2 separate regions of the Homo sapiens genome follow, and region 2 is linked to region 1. A link is an interaction called in ENCODE POLR2A ChIA-PET data of the cell type or tissue named here. Cell type or tissue: MCF 10A. All regions are shown on one strand.

Evidence for each region. ChIA-PET counts read pairs that join two places held together with the same protein. Peaks named below come from ENCODE experiments on the same cell type or tissue, not always from the same donor. Only the 100,000 strongest peaks of a DNase experiment are listed, where the experiment ranks them.
Region 2: POLR2A ChIA-PET joins it to region 1 with 10 read pairs; 14 of 35 experiments call an interaction of 5 or more read pairs at or near these places.

What each region holds. Positions count from the first base shown.
Region 1 is chr1:36,153,926-36,157,925 of GRCh38, forward strand. It overlaps MAP7D1 (MAP7 domain containing 1), which reads left to right and starts at 2,235. Exons shown (of 17, transcript NM_001388490.1): 1 at 2,235-2,538. The coding sequence starts at 2,493. It also overlaps a transcript of TRAPPC3 not described here. RefSeq lists silencers at 2,037-2,426, 3,167-3,296. In MCF 10A, no CTCF peak of the experiment used is centred here; DNase peaks (open chromatin) are centred at 1,956, 2,216 and 3,126.
Region 2 is chr1:36,242,791-36,246,790 of GRCh38, forward strand. All of the region lies in intron 1 of THRAP3 (thyroid hormone receptor associated protein 3), which reads left to right. Among named protein-coding and RNA genes, the nearest start is that of THRAP3, 20 kb to the left of the region's middle. In MCF 10A, no CTCF peak of the experiment used is centred here; a DNase peak (open chromatin) is centred at 1,831.

The DNA.
Region 1 (4,000 bases):
TCCTACGTGGGCTGTCCCTGGCCTATCTGTTCATTTTTAGCTGCCATTTCCACCTCCACTATTCCTTTTGTTTGTTTGGCTGTTTGTTTGTTTTGTTGTGGCAGGGTCTCATTCTGTTGCTCAGGCTGAAGTGCAGTGGCATGATCTTGGCTCACTGCAACCTCCGCCTCTGGGGTTCAAACGATTCTCCTGCCTCAGCCTCTGGAGTAGCTGGGATTACAGGCACCCACCACCACACCTGGCTAACTTTTGTATTTTTGGCAGAGACAGGGTTTCACCATGTTGGCCAGGCTGATCTCGAACTCCTGACTTCAAGGATCCTCCCACCTTGGCCTCCCAAATTGCTGGGATTACAGTGTGAGCCACCACAGCCAGCCACTAGTCTTGAGCCGTAGCCAATGTGGGTATCTCGCGACTCCCATCCATCCATCCATCCATCTCCATCCCTGCAGTAATCTCAAGACAAGGGGTGGGAGGTGGGAGAAGAACCATTCCAGAGGGCTCTCTCCCCATACGTGTTCCTGAATTCTCCTGAGTCTGGTCACTGCCTGAGTCAGGTCTGGCCTGTCCAGCTCTGGAAGAGGCAGGCTGTGAGGCCCCTGACCTCACAAAGGACTGTCATGAACTCCGTCATCCCCGCAGTCCCCCCACCCTGCAGATAAGATGACTGACACAAAGATGGGGGATCTGCTCCTCGTCCTTCCACTTTTACTCATCAATGCCTTCATCACCATTATACTTGTTTACTGAGCACTTCCTAGATGCCAGGTTCTGTGCTCAGCACTTCATTTCCATTGCCTTATTTAATCTTTACAAAGACCCCAAGATACCTCATGGCACTACTATTTTTCTGATTTTGTAGGAGAGCAAATTAGATTTTAGAAAAGTTAAGTCACTAGCTCAAGGTTACTGGCTCCAGTTGCCGCCCTTCTATCATCATCCTTTTCTAATGTTTTTGGGCCAGAGGGGACACTATTCCCTTCCCAGGCCTTCCCAAGAGTGTCCAAGCCCCCAGATACGCACACATCCCAGGACAGGCTGCTCCCAGGTTGCCTGAGCCCCTGACCCTTTTGTTTCCCACTCTATCCCTCCAAATGGCCGCTTTCTGGAGCTGCTTAAAGGAAGGAGAAACTGGAGGGAAGGGGGGCAAGGGGGACAGTATCTCACTGGGCCTAATCTCTGGACAATGAAGAACTAGAGAACTGACCTTCTAGAAGTCAGGACAAAGGGCAGGGCCAGGGTGGGCAGGGCACAGCTGCCCCTCCTCCTCCCCCGCAACCCAAGTCCCTGCAGCAGCACCACCATCATCCATCCACCTTCCCAGCAAGCTCCCCACTCTGCCCCGGGCTGGGCCTGGCTTGGCTTGAAGCCCTCACCTCAGCTGGCACCAACAAGGGGGCTGGGAGTCCATTCTGGAGGGCTGGGAAGCAGGGCTACTTTGGGGAGTGGATTCTGGAGGGGGTCACCACCCCCTCATCGACAGACCACTGGGAGAAAATCCTTCTGGGGTGATTGGCGGGGTCGTCTGGTGGGGGTGGGGGAGGTCCAGGGCTAGGACCACCCAGTTTGGAGCCGGGAGGGACCCAGCAGATTAGAGACCTGGGTAAGGCAGCTGCGCAGGGCTGTAATTACCCCCAGAGGAGCAGGGAAGACACAAGCGCAGAATGCCGGAGCAAGGGCGGCAGCAAGGCTCCCAGACCTGTCCCCAGCCCAGCCATCAGCAGGGGAGAGAAAGCGAAACCCTTTCAGGGGTCTCCTTGTGACTCTCCTTCATGCCTCCCGACGTCCCCCGGGCCGCTTTGGTTTAGGTGGGTTTGAGCGAGAATTTGGACTCGAAGCTGCCCTCTCAGCCCCAGTGCCAGAGCCCCCAAACTCCAGGGTGGGAAAGGGGAGTCCCAGCCCTGCTCCCCCTCTCCCCCAGTCCCCGCGGCGGGTGAGTCACCCGAGCGCTCCCTACTTAGTCCTCAGGCGCTGCGGCGCGTACCAAGACGCGGACGCAGGGGGAGGCAGCTAGCGCGGCGAACTCCTGGAGCCGTGGAGCCCGCTCGGCCGTGGCCGTGGGAGAGGCGCCGGGAGGCTGCGGGCGCGGGGCTCCGGGGCGGGGGCGGCGCGAACGGCGCGGACGGCGCGGGCGCGGGGGGCTGGGTCCCGGGGCGCTGCTGGGGTGGACCCCCCCGCCTCGAACTTGGTACGCGCCAGCGAGAGGCCAGGCCCAGCCCGGGCGGTACAATAGGGTTGGGCCGAGGCCGGGACTGGGCCGGCGCCGGGCGGGGAACGGGTTCGCGACCGCAGCCGAGAGACCCCGGGCGACCGGCACCTCCGAGACTCGCGGGCCACCTGCCTCGACCTTCCCCGGAGCGCCCCCGCCTCCGAGTCGCTACTTGCCGGGCCGGGCCGGGCCGGGCGTGATGCGCCGCGGGACCCCTGTCCTGGCCACTGGCCGCCGCCGCCGCCGCCGCTGAGACCCCGAGACCCCCAGTGACGCCGCAGCCATGGAGAGCGGCCCGCGTGCGGAGCTGGGGGCGGGCGCACCCCCAGGTATGCCGGGAGCCACGCGGAGGCGAGATGGGGGTAGATGGAGGGGCTGCAGGGCGGCCGAGGATGAGGCCGGCCGGCTGGGCGGGGACCCCTCCGCTGCCGCGCCCTCTGACCACTTGGAAGTTTAAAAATAAAGGCTGCGGCGGCGGCGGCTCCAGGCTCGCGATGCATCCTCTGACAGCTGCCCCCTCCCCCACCCCGGGTGCCGGACGCATCGGGCGTCGGGAGCCGCAGGGACCCCGCGCGGGAGTTGTTGGGGTGACCCTTCTGCCCCAGCTTAGTGCCATCTCAGCTTCCCCGCCCCCACGTCCCTTCCCGATTCACCCCGGGCCTTGAAGATCCTCTTCTACTGAGCTAGGGCTTCCGTCCCCTTCCCCATCCCCCGTGGCACATGTGACCCCAGCCTGAGTGTGTCGGGGGTCCATATTCTCAGGCCTGGGCCCTGCATACCGACGCCTCGGCCTTAGTGCCCGTACCCTCAGGCCCTGGCCCAGACCTCGCCCCCACCCCATCCGTCCAGCTGCCGCGCAAAGGGCCTGTTGCTGCTGCGGGCCGGCGGGGAGGGGAAAGGAGGGAGGGGAGGAGAGAGGGAGGTCTCTAGCCGCTGCTGCCAAGTAACCCGCCGGATAAAGGCGAGGGGGAGGGGGAGGCGGCATTGTTTGGGGTGAGGGCGGGAGCTGGGGAGTGGGCCGCCTCCCCTGCAGCCAGGCCTACTCTGGAGCCCACCCAGCCTGATTCGGGGAGGAGGGGGACAGAAGTAAATCTGCTTCTCCTGCCTGCCCTCCTTCCCAGCCTCTCTGGGCCCCAATCTCCCACTAGAGAATGAGGTAAAGGCTCCAAGCCGGCACTCCCTGGACCTGCCACATCATTCCCCAGCCTGAGGCTTTGATACCTCCCCCCTTACTCTCTTTTTTTCTCTCTTTCTGCCCACACCTTAGACCACCAAAGCTCCCCTCCCCTCCCTCACCCCACCAACCACCAGTGCTCAGGACTTCTGCAAATCCCATTCGGATCTGGGAGCAGCTGATGAGGGGGTGGGGACAGGTTTCTGGTTGGGCTTGGTTTTGGAGGGAGGCGATTTCTCTTTCTTCCTGGAAGGGGAGGGAAGAACATGATTATTGAAGACCCAAGTTCTGTTCCCATTGACTCAGGGGGGAGGTGGCCCCATCCCCACACCCCCATGGAGTCCTGAGCCTAATCCTGTCACCTCCCTGCCCCTTGGGGTGTGGGCACAGGATGAAACAGTTCGTGTGGGTGCGGAGAGCCCAGGATAAGGTGGGGCCAATGGGCTGTGGGTGGGCTCCTCCCCATGCCAGCGAGGATGCTTCTAGGGGACTGTCTGGGTGTGGGACCTGGGAGAACAGGGAGGGGAGGCTACCATCAGACTGGTGGGTTTCAGGAGGCTTGTAGGCTGGGCTGGAAACAAGGGTGGCTGGGTCTGTCCTGGTTTGGCTGAACCTGA
Region 2 (4,000 bases), 89 kb after region 1:
TCTTTACCTTTATGGTTTGTACTTATAGAATTTTGTTTGAAATCCTTCCTCACCCTGAATTCATACAGATATTCTCTTCTGTTTTCTTCTAAAAATTTTAAAGCTTTTCACAGTTAGTGTTTTTTTTTAATTGCTTATTTTATTTTATTTTGAGATAGACTGGGCATGGTGGCTTGCACATGTAATCCCACCACTTTGGGAGGCTGAGGCAGGAGGATTGCTATGATCATGCCACTGCATTCCAGCCTGGGTGACAGTAAGACCCCATCTCTAAAAACAAAAATAGAATGCTGATTGTGGCAAGCTGCTAATGTTGCTTATAAGTGGTTTGGGAATAAGATGCATTTTGTGAGGAACTTTCTTTTTTTTTTTTTTTTTTTTTTGCTCTGAGCCCAAATGAGGGTTTCTTTTTATTTTTTTATTTTTATTGATCATTCTTGGGTGTTTCTTGCAGAGGGGGATTTGGCAGGGTCACAGGACAATAGTGGAGGGAAGGTCAGCAGATAAACAAGTGAACAAAGGTCTCTAGTTTTCCTAGGCAGAGGACCCTGCGGCCTTCCGCAGTGTTTGTGTCCCTGGGTACTTGAGATTAGGGAGTGGTGATGACTCTTAAGGAGCATGCTGCCTTCAAGCATCTGTTTAACAAAGCACATCTTGCACCGCCCTTAATCCATTCAACCCTGAGTGGATACAGCACATGTTTCAGAGAGCACAGGGTTGGGGGCAAGGTCACAGATCAACAGGATCCCAAGGCAGAAGAACTTCTCTTAGCACAGAACAAAATGAAAAGTCTCCCATGTCTACCTCCTTCTACACAGACACGGCAACCATCCGACTTCTCAATCCTTTCCCCACCCTTCGCCCCCTTCTATTCCACAAAACCGCCATTGTCATCATGGCCCGTTCTCAATGAGCCGCTGGGCACACCTCCCAGACGGGGCGGTGGCCGGGCAGAGGGGCTCCTCACTTCCCAGTAGGGGCGGCCGGGCAGAGGCGCCCCTCACCTCCCGGACGGGCGGCTGGCCAGGCGGGGGGCTGACCCCCACACCTCCCTCCCGGACGGGGCGGCTGGCCGGGTGGGGGGCTGACCCCCCCACCTCCCTCCCAGACGGGGCGGCTGGCCGGGCGGGGGGCTGACCCCCCCACCTCCCTCCCGGATGGGGCGGCTGGCGGGCGGGGGGCTGAACCCCCCACCTCCCTCCCGGACGGGGCGGCTGGCCGGGCGGGGGGCTGACCCCCCCACCTCCCTCCCGGACGGGGCGGCTGGCCGGGCAGAGGGGCTCCTTGTGAGCTTGTGAGGAACTTTCTACTTAAGAATGACCAAGTGGCCTTGTGGGAAGGAAGAGGGTTGCCATTTGTTAATGGTGTTTATAAATTGCTATTGGATTAGTATAAGCTGCAAAGCAGCTACTAATTTATTTTCTTTAACTAGGAGAATCATAATATGGACATTTTGGATAGGCATCTTTTTAATTTTCTAAAGATTTCCAAAATTGGTAATGTTATTTCTAATTAGGAAGTTTGGTTGAAAATAAGTTTCTGAACTCTGTGTCAAATCTAGTAGCTACTTCCAATTTGTAATTAAAAAAAGAAAAAGTCTTCAAAGGTTGAATGTGCCTTCATGGATTCTCCAGCATGAGCAAACTGAAGTATCCAAAACTGAATTAAAAATTTCATCTAAATTATACCTTCTTCTTAGCTTTACTATACTTAGTGTCAAACTGATTTCTTAGATTTCGTAGTCACTTAGTTTTGAAACCTTGATTCCTTTCCTCTTCGTCACTTCTACGTCTAGTCAGTTATTTGTTGAATGCCATGTATGTGTAAAGCAGTTTCAGATTTCACTCCTGTGAGTTCTATTTCCATTGCTATTGGATGCCTAGTGAGGAAAGCTCCTTTTCTCATATCTACCTGTACAATTTTACTTGTGGGTTTTTTTTTTTTTTGAGACAGAGTCTCGCTCTGTTGCCAGGCTGGAGTGCAGTGGCGCAATCTCAGCTCACTGCAACCTCCGACTCCCTGGTTCAAGCAATTTTCCTGCCTCAGCCTCCTGAGTAGCTGGGATTACAGGCACACGCCACCACGCCCAGCTAATTTTGTTTTGTATTTTTAGTAGAGACGGGGTTTCATGATGTTGGCCAGGATGGTCTCAAACTCCTGACCTCGTGATCCACCCGCCTCGGCCTCCCAAAGTGCTGGGATTACAGGCGTGAGCCACCACGCCTGGCCAGAGCCAGGTTAACTACTAAGTCTTCCTCCTGAAAACCTTACTTTGTTCCTCTAGTTGTAAGTGGCCTTTGCCATTGTACCACTCTGGTGGTGCTGAGTTCTGACATGTATTATATAGATCTCTGCATGTGACACCCCCATCCCAATCTTTTTTTTTTTTTTTTTGAGACAGAATCTCACTCTGTTGCCCGGTCTGGAGTGCACTGGCACAATCTTGGTTCACTGCAACCTCCATATCCCAGGTTCAAGCGATTCTCCTGCCTCAACCTCCTGAGTAACTGGGATTACAGGCCTGCGCCATCACACCCGGCTAATTTTTTTGTATTTTTAGTAGAGACGGGGTTTCACCATTTTGGCCAGGCTGGTCTCGAACTCCTGACCTCAGGTGATCTCCCCACCTCAGCCTCCCAGAGTGCTGGGATTTTAGATGTGAGCCACCACGCCTGGGTCCTTTCCCCAATCTTACAGGTAAACAAACTCCTTAAAGACCTTAAATATGATAGGTGCATGTCTTGCTGACTGAATGATTCTGTTCCAGGGTCTGTTCACCTCAAATGTGATAGCTTCCTAACTTTGTCTTGCCCATCCTGATCCATCCCCTTATCCCAACAGTTTGCCTGCTTAGAAACATGCAGTGGCTTCCCATTTGCAGAGATAAAGTTTACTTTTCTTTTTACTTGGCATTTGAGGCTAGCTATGTTTTGGTTCTTCCCCTGGGTAAATGTGTCTCTCATTCCTTGTCTCTTGATCATTGCATTTTAATAGCCCTTGAACAGTTATATTTGCTTTTCCAGCTAGGACTTTTTATTTTTCGCTACTTCCTCCCCACACCCACCAAAATCACGTATTTTTCAGTCAGTAGCAATTTTGAATAAATTTAAGATTATAGTACATCTGATAATAAGAGGTAACCTGAGTGCATATCTGTGCTTACAGTCGTTCTAAGTACATTCCATGTATTAACCATTTAATTATTCCCTACAATCCTAGGGGGAGGTATGATTATAATCTGCATTTTACAGATGTAAGTGAGGCAAGGAAAGATGAAACAGATCCAGGATTGCACAGCTAGTAAAGGGGATAGAGCTGGATTCAATCCCAGAGTCTGGTTGTAGAGCATGTAAATCTTTGTCCATTTTTTCATGGAACTCCAAGGCACCTGGGGCTGGCAGACTGGTGCATGAGAGGATAAACAGTATTATATCTGTGAGAATTTCAAGCACAGTATATAGGAATATGTATAGAGTAAGACCTTGTCATTGGAGAAAAGTGGAGCGATCTTGGCTCACTGCAACCTCTGCCTCCTGGGTTCAAGCAATTCTCCTGCCTCAGCCTCCTAAGTAGCTGGGACTTCAGTTGCACACCACCATGCCAAGCTAATTTTTGTATCTTTAGTAGAGACGGGGTTTCACCATGTTGGCCAGACTGGTCCCGAACTCCTGATCTCAAGTTATCTCTCCGCCTTGGCGTCCCAAGGTGCTGGGATTACAGGTGTGAGCGACTGTGCCCAGCCTTTTTCTTTTTAAAAAATAAATAACATGGGCCGAGTGCGGTGGCTCACACCTGTAATCCCAGCACTTTGGGAGGCTGAAGCAGGCAGATCACGAGGTCAGGAAATCGAGACCATCCTGGCTAACATGGTGAAACCCTGTCTCTACTAAAAATACAAAAAATTAGCCGGGAGTGGTGGCCGGCACTTGTAGTCCCAGCTGCTCGGGAGGCTGAGGCAGGAGAATGGCGTGAACCCAGGAGGCGGAGCTTGCAGTGAGTG